Regions from separate parts of the Homo sapiens genome. Here region 2 is linked to region 1. A link is a loop called in an ENCODE intact Hi-C map of the cell type or tissue named here. Cell type or tissue: heart left ventricle. All regions are shown on one strand.

Region 1 (5,000 bases):
GTGAATATAAACTTGTATTACATTTCTACAATTTCTACAATACTGCATGTATTAATTGTAGAAATAAGCCCACAATAAATGAAAGACAATCAATTAAAAGAATATCAGAATGTATTAAAAAAGCCTAGAAAGTCAATGTTAACCATACAATCTGCCTATAACCTGTTAACAGGAGCCACACTTAGAACATAAGGTAAAGTTGAAAGTTAGTAATACCTATAGAAGAAATTATATGATGTTTTGAATTTGCGTTAAAATACCCCCCAGAAGAAATAAACTAGGAGGGAGAATAAATGAGAATGCCAAATTCATACCTGTTAAAGATAGATGATGGACACACGGGAATTCATTACACTCTTCTAGTTTTGCATATGGTAACATTGTTTTTATAATAAACGAGTTTAAAAAGGCGAAGAAAAAAGATATCCCAGGAGAATTCTGACCCAAAATAACTTGGTACAGCTCCCTGAATATCAGACATAAGACAAAAACATATCTTGAGAGGCATGGCATCTAAGATCAATTAACCTGAAACATATGAAAGTTCTACTTTTTACACACTAATAGCACAGTCTTGAAAATATATGGCAAAAAAATAGAACAAGAATAAAAACCACATGAGTCACTGTACTGAGAAATTTTAACACATCTCTTTCAGTTACTGTTGTATCAAGTATATACACACACAAAATCACTAAGAAGGTAGAGTATTCAAACACAATAAACTTGACCTAGCAGTTATAGATGGAGTACTGCATTCAAAAATGAGAGAAAACAGATTTTTTCAAAAATAGGAATATTTATAAAAATATCACAGAGAACCTGGAAAAAATTGATATATGTCAAGTTAGTATATTATGTCAGAGGATAGACTGTTCAATAAGTAGTGCTAAGACTATTTGTTATATGTGTGGGGGAAAAAACACAAAAAGTAAATCCAGATAAAGACCCAAATATAAAATGTGAAACTTAAAACTTTTAGAATATGGAATATCTTTATGACCTCAGGACAGAGACATGTGTTACTTTTGTTTGCTTTTGAGAGTCTTGCTCTGTCACCCAGGCTGGAGTGCAGTGGCGTGATCTCGGCTCACTGCACCCTCTGCCTCCTGGGTTCAAATGACTCTTGGGCCTCAGCCTCCCAAGTAGCTGGGATTACAGGCACGCACCATGATGCCTGGCTAATTTTTATATTTTTAGTAGAGATGGGGTTTCGCCATTTTGGCCAGGGAGGTCTCAAACTCCTGGCCTCAAGCAATCTGCCTGCCTTGGCCTCCCAAAGTACTGGGATTACAGGTGTGAGCCACCACGCCCAGCCAGGGACATGTATTAATTTTGAAATGATAGCTTAATCTAAAATAATTCAGGATTGTGAAACTTGCAGGAGGGGGAAGGAAATGGGAGAGAGAGATGCAATCAGGTAGGTAAGCATGGGGGCTTCACTTTTACTGGAAATGTTTTATTTCTTAGCTATAATGCATACAGATGTTCATTATATTAGTCTTTTACCTCTTATGTCAGAAGTACTTCCTCCTCCCCACCCCCAAAACAGGGTCTTGCTCTGTCACCTGGCCTGGAGTGCAGTGGTGCGATCATTGCTCACTGCAGTCTCCTACTCCTGGGCAAACGTGACCCTCCTGCCTCAACCTCTTCAGTAGCTGGATTACAGGTGTGTGCTACCATGACCAGCTAATTTTATTCTTATTTTTTGTAGAGACAGGGTCTCACTATGTTGGCCAGGCTGGCCTTGAAGTCCTGGCTTCAAGCAACTCTTCCACCGTGGCCTCCCAAAGTGTTGGAATTACAGGCATGAGCCACTGTGTGGGGCCAGAATTCTTAAATGTGAATAAAAAGAGACAGAACAAACACTCATCTCTACTACTGCAATATATGACAACAGTTCATTCATGAGATTAAGGATTAGGGTGAAATGGATTAGATGGTATCCATGCAAACAGAAAAGAAAGGTATATGAGAAACTCAACAAAGAAAATCCTAGTTAGAGGGAAGAGGAAGTGGGAGTAATTAACATCTCTTCAGATATGGAAAATACACCAGACATGGTGGCTCACACCTCTAATCCTAGCACTTTGGGAGGCCGAGGCCGGCAGATCACCTAAGGCCAGGAGTTTGAGACTGGCCTGGCCAACATGGTGAAACCCCATCTCTACTAAAAACACAAAAATTAGCTTGGTGTGGTGGCACACATCTGTAGTCTCAGCTACCTGGGAGGCTGAGGCAGGAGAATCGCTTGAACCTGGGATTCAGTGACCCTGTTGCAGTGACCCTGTCTCCAAAAAAAAAAATAAATAAATAAAAAGATATGGAACATAAGACAATGAGTAGAAAACTAGCTTTTGTATGGTGCCTATATATGCTATATGTGCGGTTTTTTTTTTTTTTTTTGAGACAAGGTCTCACTCTGTCACCCAGGCTGGAGTGCAGTGGCATTATCTAGGCTCACTGCAATCTCTGCCTCCCGGGTTCAAGCAATTTCTCGTGCCTCAGCCTCCCAAGTAGCTGGGACTACAGGCATGTGCCACCACACCTGGCTAATTTTGTTTGCATTTTTTAGTAGAGATGGGGTTTCACCATGTTGACTAGGCTAGTCTCAAACTCCTGCCCTCAAGTGATCCACCCGCCTTGGCCTCCCAAGGTAATGGGAATATGCTTTAAATAATTTAATCTTTAAAGTATATATTATTACTATATCAAAGATAGGTCTCAGATACTATAAATGGTGCAGCCAGTTTTCCTGGCTCCAAAGCCAATATTCTTCCCAGTACTGTGTAACATGTGGGTATTAATAGACATAGCCAAGAGGGGGAGCTGGTACAGATGCATATATGAGGATGATCACCAGTCTTTAAAAGATGTGTACATACAACAAAAATGACATGGTCTTTGAGTCCAGTCCAGGTAAGCCTGACCTAGATCTAGCCACAGAAGCAGCATCAACCATACAGCCACAAGATCACGGAGGTTATTCATCTCAGCATAGTCCTCCAGGAAAAATAAAAATAAAAAACCATCTCAAGCTTCTATTCTCTAAGCATCACTTGTCCCTCTTTGTAAAGTACTACCTGAATCTCACAATACTGCCACATTCTACCATAAAATATGAGATGTGGAAAATTCAACATCCATTTCAAAAATAAATAAAAATTTCCTTCAACACATACTGAGTGATCTGCATCCTTTGTGGATTAAAGTGTCATCAGCACCTAGAATACACGAGGGCTTCTATAAATGTTTCCTGAATGAAAAAAAGAAAACCTAAATGCATGGATGTAAAACATTACAGCTGATCTCTCTGCCTTCACTCCAGCTTGCTAAGATCCCTCAGGCTATTTATTCTAAGTGGCACTGCTCTTCCAAGTTGGGAAAACCTAAAGCGATTATTTCCTACACCCTTTACAGCTTTAAAACTTCTATGATTTTAAGTTAGTATGTCTCAAAGCACACAAATAAATAATTTAGCTACAAAAATTCTGGTCCTTTAAATTATGGAAAATAATGAAGCTGAGCGTTTATAGAATTTTGTGGAAGAGAACTGTAAGGAGGATGGGGAATGGAGAAATCCAAGATTGTGGTTCTTTAGAAGGGACTAGGATTCTCAGTGTTGGGGAAAGAAGGTGAAGATATAAAAGAGGTTGAGTAAAAAACTATGAGGTCTTAGACTTCAGTTAGAAGTCAGTATAAAGTCATAAGGTACTTCATCTTTAAAAAGGCTATTTTTGTATACTTTATAATTTTTATGCTTAGTCTATTTGTACATAATACCTATTTATAACAAAATATGTTAAGTCACATATTTAGATGATACATAAATTTTATAGTTGACTCTTAGACAACTCTAGGAATAGGGGTGCCAGCCCCTGTGCAGTCAAAAATCCATTTGTTAATATTACTTTTGACTCTCTGCAAACTTAGCTATTAACAGCCTACTGCTGACCAGAATCCTTACTGATAACTAACATATATTTTACTGTATTCTTATGCTGTATTATGTACTGTATTCTTACAATAAAGTTAGGCACAGAAAATATTAGTAATGTATTTACTGATACCATGTTTATGTCACAAAATGAAGTATATGTCTGAAATGGTGGGCAACTACAGTTGCAGAGCTCAATCTACAGTACACATCAAGCAATACACCTTTTTCTTATAATGTCATGACTTTTTCCTGCTTCTTGGGAACCCTTCCAGCATCACTAGTGGTACTTTGCAATGTGTTACTCAAAGTTTACAGTATTACACCAAATACAATAAAAAAAATACTAGAGAACCACAAGGCATAACTTTTTACTATGATATGCAATTTACCGGGACACACTGCTCACATGGAGATGATTAGCATTACATTTTAAAGATACAACACTTGAGCTCACACCAATAAAGATAAGAGGTAGCTACAAAATTGTTACAGTAGCACAGTATGTACTACAGCTAACTTTAGGCAGTTATGATTTATTACTGCATCTTTGTTTACATTTCTCTCAACTGCAAATGGCATCATGTATGATCTGTGTTTGTGTGTATAAATTTCAATACATGTTAGCTTTCTATGATAGATTTGTGTATATCTTATGGCAGTAATGATACAATGGACTAATATCCACATTTTATGCATTATGACGTACTAAACTTCTTAATTTTTTCAATATTTCTAGACTACACAGTCTGCAAGTTTTTTTTTTTTTTGAGACGGAGTTTTGCTCTGTTGCCCAGGCTGGAGTGCAGTGGTGTGATCTCGGCTCACTGCAAGCTCCGCCTCCCAGGTTCACGCCATTCTCCTGCCTCAGCCTCCCAAGTAGCTGGGACCACAGGCGTGTGCCACCACACCTAATTTTTTTGTATTTTTAGTAGAGATGGGGTTTCACCATGTTAGCCAGGATGGTCTCGATCTCCTGACCTCGTGATCCACCTGCCTCGGCCCCCCAGAGTGCTGGGATTACAGGCGTGAGCCACCACGCCCGGCCAAGTGTTTTTTTTTT
Region 2 (5,000 bases), 52 kb before region 1:
ACACATGTCTAGCTGTGCTGAGCTTCTGAAAAATGCCACCGATGCCAAGGATTTAGGGTTCTTTCCCCTGGGAAGGTGGCAGGCTTTTGGGTGCAGAGGCCCTTCTGAATAACTTCTACCCTTTTTTCTTGGTTTAGGTCTGCCCAATCCTGCCCTCCAAGCCCTTTGCAAACTCATCACTGCCTCCGAGACGGGCGAGCAGCTCATCAGCCGGGTAAGTCGAGCCTGGAGGGCTGAGCCAGGGCCTGAGGCCCATGCTGATTTGGAAAGGCAGAGCAACTTGGCCCTAAATAGGAACCTGTAAGTGAATGCAGTCTCACCGCCTTTGTGATTCAAAGGAGAAGGTGAGGGCCGGGAGTAAGAGAATAGCCCTGCCTGGCAAGTGCTGTTTACCTGCTGTTTCCATCTGCGATGCCAAGGCATCCGTGCCAGCGGCACTGCCCCTTACCGGCATGATGGGAGGTCGTACCAGCAGACACTGGCTGCTATTGGCATTGTCATGGGCAGCTGTGGCCCTGATGAAGCTGTGCGGCCAACCCCAGGGTGAAGCTGGGTGCTTGACTCAGAGGGGCACAGAGGGGCAGGTTTGCATAGTGTTCTCATATGTGCTGAGCATCCAGGGCCTTCAGAGGATGCTTATGGGGCCCCTGTCACCTGTGGTCTCAGGGCATTTCCTGAAATCTCCACTCGGTGGTCTCCTGAACCTTGTCCTCCTCACCACCCACTTTTTCAGCTGATTGACGAGTGTTACAGCCACCCTCCCCAAGCCACCAGGTGTGGGGCCAGCCCACCAGGATGGCTGCAGGTGTTCCCACGCTTCTTTGATCAAAGTACTTAACCATGCCTGAAACAAGATAGTCACCAAGGCAAAGCAGTGAACCCAGGAGCAACTCTCATGCAAGACACTGCTTAGCAGATGTGCTTTCTTTTAGGAAAATACAGATCTAGTTCAGGAGTTCGGCGGGTTCCAGTTCTTAGCATCATGTAGGTCCTTTGCAGCTTGGCCTGGGAGCTTCTCAGTACCCATGCTGCACCACTGCGTTCTGGCCAGTGAGGGTCTGGACCAAGCCCCTGGGGGGACAGCTGTGGGAGCACTTCTGGAGGCTGGAGCAGCCCTTGAAGAGCACAGAGTTGCTTTTCTGGCCATTTTGGAGTGTAACAATTTGAAAAAGTAATATATGTTGTTATTAGAGATATTTGCCAGCAAATTTCACTGAAGTGGAAATATTTCTATGGAGAAATAAAGCTGCTCCATCTACTATTAGCCTCTGAAACACACTGAGTGCTACCTAGGGCTGTTTCCACCTGGATTTGGAACTTAGAACCAACAGTGACCTGTCCCCTTGGCTGAGTCCCTGCTCATTTTGTAATAAGTGTATTAACGCCTGCTCGTTGAATAGCATCAGGAAGACACTTCCAGAACACTGCATATTAAAGCATCCTGAACCCAGGCGGTCTAGAGGTCTGTGTTCTACAAAATCTGAAAGCCAAAATTATACTCCATTTGCAAGGCTGTGCTGAGAGGCCAAAAAGCCAGTTGCTTAATTTCTTGCTTTTGATGGGAGCACAGGGACTTTCTGCCTGATACGCTGTTGGGCCCTAGGGACATGTCCCGAGGCTGCCCCCAGTGGTGGCAGCTGGTGGACCTTTCCTGGCTCACTCAGGAACCAGGGACTTTGGTTTCCTGAGCTGGCTACAAACGCCCGCTGTGCTCTTTCCCTCCCGAGCCTCTACTGGCTGGGAAGGGAGGCCTGGCTGATGCTGCCCCTGAGCCCCTGGATCCGCACGCGGCTGGCCTGGGTGTGGCTGTCCGTTCTCCTGTGTGTCCCCTGCTGACTCTTGCTCCTCTCCCCTCCCAGTCAGAGCCGCGGGCCTGGTGTGGCGCTTCCTAAACAGTGATCAGCTCATGTTGCATAACAGCCTGTGCTTGAGTCTAAACTCTCTTCTTTCTCTCTTTCTTTCTTTTTCTTATAATCTGCTGGCCGAAGGCTGTTAAAAATATGGTTGGAATGGTGAGTACTACTTTAAGTAGCAACTGTTGTCAGGTGAGCCCCTCAACCCACCCACCCCCGAGTTCCCCTGGGCAGGCTCTGAGCTCGGGGTGCACGTGCTGTCAAACGGAGCCACACGGGCTGCGGCGCCCCCGCGGGTGCGCACTGCTGCTGGACTGGCGGCCCGTCCCCTTCTCTGCTCTGCCTCCCCTCTTCCTGCTCCGCCCTTCTTGCGTCCTTGATTTGACCTCCTGAGGTCCACCAGACAGCAGGGGCAGAACCAGCTTTCAGTGAGTGTCACTCTGTGAACCCACACACAGACCCCTGAGGAGAGGCCACAGACCCTGAAATCTGAAAGGAAATGGACACTTGAGTGGGTAATTCCTCGAGCTGTGAGGCTCTAAGATGTAACCGGGTTCCACTTCGCCATCCACCTCAAGGTCCTAAAGATGACTTAAGAAAGTGGGAGGTGGCCGGTCCCCTAACTCACCCCTTCTACTCTCCATGGCCTCTCCTGTGAGGCTCTCCCACGCCTGAGGGAAGACACAAGGCTGGAAGCAGAACCCGGCCCCGGCCCCAGGAGGCCACACAGCCTCTTGCCCCAATGCCCCATGAGCTTCCCACAGAGAGGACAGCAGGACAGTAGGTATGAATGCACCTGAAAAAGAATCTCAAATGCTACACTCATGAGAGGGTCATTAGCGATGCCAGTGACAGGTGACATAAGAATAATGGGTCGAGTCTTGAGGTGGGCTGGAGGGGAAGGAGACACAGGGTGCTCACGCTGTCCCCCCTTCCTCAGCTCCACCAGGTGCTGGTTCAGCTCCAGGCTGGCGAGAAGGAGCAGGACTTGGCATCAGCTCCCATTCAGGTCTCCATCAGCGTCCAGCTGTGGCGGCTCCCGGGATGCCACGAGTTCCTGGCAGCTCTAGGTAGGCAGAGAATCCTTGACTTAAATGGGTTCTTGAATTCCATCTTTTAAATCTCTGTTTTTCCTCCTGGTTTCTGTTGGGCAAAGTATCTCAGTGTCTTCTTAAAATATTATCTTAAAACAGTTAACTCAGGCTGGGTACAGTGGCTCACGCATGTAATCCTAGCACTTTGGGAGGCTGAGGGGGAGGAACACTTGAAGCCAGGTGTTTGAGTCCAGCCTGGGCAACACAGGGAGACCCCATCTCTACAAAAATTAAAAAAAATTAGCCGGGCATGGTGGTGCATGCCTGTAGTCTCAGTTACTCAGGAGGACTGAGGCAGAGGATCTCTCTTTTTCTTCCAAAAAAAAATTAACTTAGATTCCAGTGGTTTAGCAGGATTCCCAAATGGTACAAATGGCTTTGTGCCATTTCCTCTGCACTGTGATTTCATCTCTGTCATTTGTGCCCATTACCTTAACATGAACCTGCTAGACTCTAGTATTATTGGAGGTCAAGTGTTATTAGGAGCTAAAGAAAACTAAAATTAGAGTCATAAGATGATAATGGTTTCAGTGTTGTCCTCTGTCAACGGGTACTCAAAACTGGCAGGAAAACAGTACTATTGAAACCACCTCTGAGAGACCATGGGTACCTAGGACTGCACATAGCAGGGGCCTCAGTCAGTGCAGGACACTCGATTTCCCTTTTTTACCATTTGTAACGTGCAGGTGTGACTCCTGACATATTGCTGTGTACCTGTAATGGTGCATCTGTTGATAGAACACAAGAGGCTGTGAGCCACTCCCCTCCTGCCCCACTTAGGGGCCCAGTGACTGGCTCGGGAACCATTCACTCCACAGGTTTCTTTTGAACACCTGTTATGTGTCAGGCAATGTTCCAGGCACTGGAGATGCAGCAGTGAGCAAAAGACTAAATTCCTACCATCCTAGAGCTTGCACTCTACTGGGAGAACACGAACAAACCTAATACAGTGTCTAAGGGACGCCTTAGGAAGCCAGGGAGCACCATGGCAGGCAGAAGCAGATGGGTGGGAGCAGGGCCAGGACAGGCCCACAGAGACTGGGATGTTTGCAGGAGAAAGTGCCAGGCCGAGGGAACAGCCACGGAGGGGTCGGGGCGGGGTAGGGGGCAGGGCAGATCTGTGGGCTGTGATGCCAGGGAAGGCCTTTGGATTTTAAACTGAGAGAAGTGGACACCCTTGAGAAGATGGCACTGTCTGACCTCACTGTTACATGGATGAGCTGTCAGACATGGCCCGACAGAGAATCCTTAAAAATGCTTCTTTCCTGCCGGGTGCGGTGGCTCACTCCTGTAATCCCAGCACTTTGGGAGGCTGAGGTGGGTGGATCACCTGAGGTTGGGAGTTTGAGACCAGCCTGACCAACGTGGAGAAACCCCGTCTCTACTAAAAATACAAAAATTAGCCAGGCATGGAGGCGCATGCCTGTAGTCCCAGCTACTCAGGAGGCTGAGGCAGGAGAATCATTTGAACCCAGGAGGCGGAGGTTGCTGTGAGCCGAGATCGCGCCACTGTACTCCAGCCTGGGCGACAAGAGCAAAAAGCTCTGTCTCAAAAAAAAAAAAAAAAAAAAAGCAAGCTTCTTCTCGCTCGGGGTCCCACTGTCTAACCTGTTTTGTGGGTGACCTTCCCCGACCACCTCAGCTCAAGGCTGGCTCCTTGTGTTTTCAGACACGTCGTGTATTGTGAAGGTAAAGTGGGGAGCTACAGTGCCTCACAGGGGTTCTGAATCCCCTTGGATTAGAAGCTTGGCATCCTTTACAGGTTGCATTACTTGGTTTTTTATTTTTTTTTAACTTTTTTTGTAGAGATTGGGTTTCACCATTTTGCCCAAGATGGTCTTTTTAAACTCCTGGGTTCAAGCAACCCTCCCACACAGCCTCCCAAAGTGCTGGGATTCAGGTGTGAGCCACTGCTCCTGGCCTACATGCTTTTCTTCTGTGGGTTTAAAGCATCATTTTCCTGGTGTAAACATAGTAAATTTCTATGTAGGCAGCAGCAGATGGACGCTAGACTGAGAAGGGCTGGGTTCCCATCCGGGATGCTTCTCTTGTC

What was found. Hi-C counts contacts between places; a loop is a spot of excess contacts. Peaks named below come from ENCODE experiments on the same cell type or tissue, not always from the same donor. Only the 100,000 strongest peaks of a DNase experiment are listed, where the experiment ranks them.
Region 2: it touches region 1 in a loop (1.9-fold over the local background); 10 of 110 quality-filtered maps call a loop at or near these places.

Annotation. Positions count from the first base shown.
Region 1 is chr22:27,935,486-27,940,485 of GRCh38, reverse strand. The region is part of intron 2 of TTC28-AS1 (TTC28 antisense RNA 1); the gene reads right to left. Among named protein-coding and RNA genes, the nearest start is that of MIR3199-1, 17 kb to the right of the region's middle. In heart left ventricle, a CTCF peak has its summit at 2,823 (motif pointing right); no DNase peak of the experiment used is centred here.
Region 2 is chr22:27,987,801-27,992,800 of GRCh38, reverse strand. TTC28 (tetratricopeptide repeat domain 28) reads left to right here. Exons shown (of 23, transcript NM_001145418.2): 19 at 138-214; 20 at 1,989-2,012; 21 at 2,794-2,923. All of the region lies in intron 2 of TTC28-AS1 (TTC28 antisense RNA 1), which reads right to left. Among named protein-coding and RNA genes, the nearest start is that of MIR3199-1, 70 kb to the right of the region's middle. In heart left ventricle, a CTCF peak has its summit at 1,646; DNase peaks (open chromatin) are centred at 1,740 and 2,150; H3K4me3 peaks cover 273 bases; H3K27ac peaks cover 1,130 bases.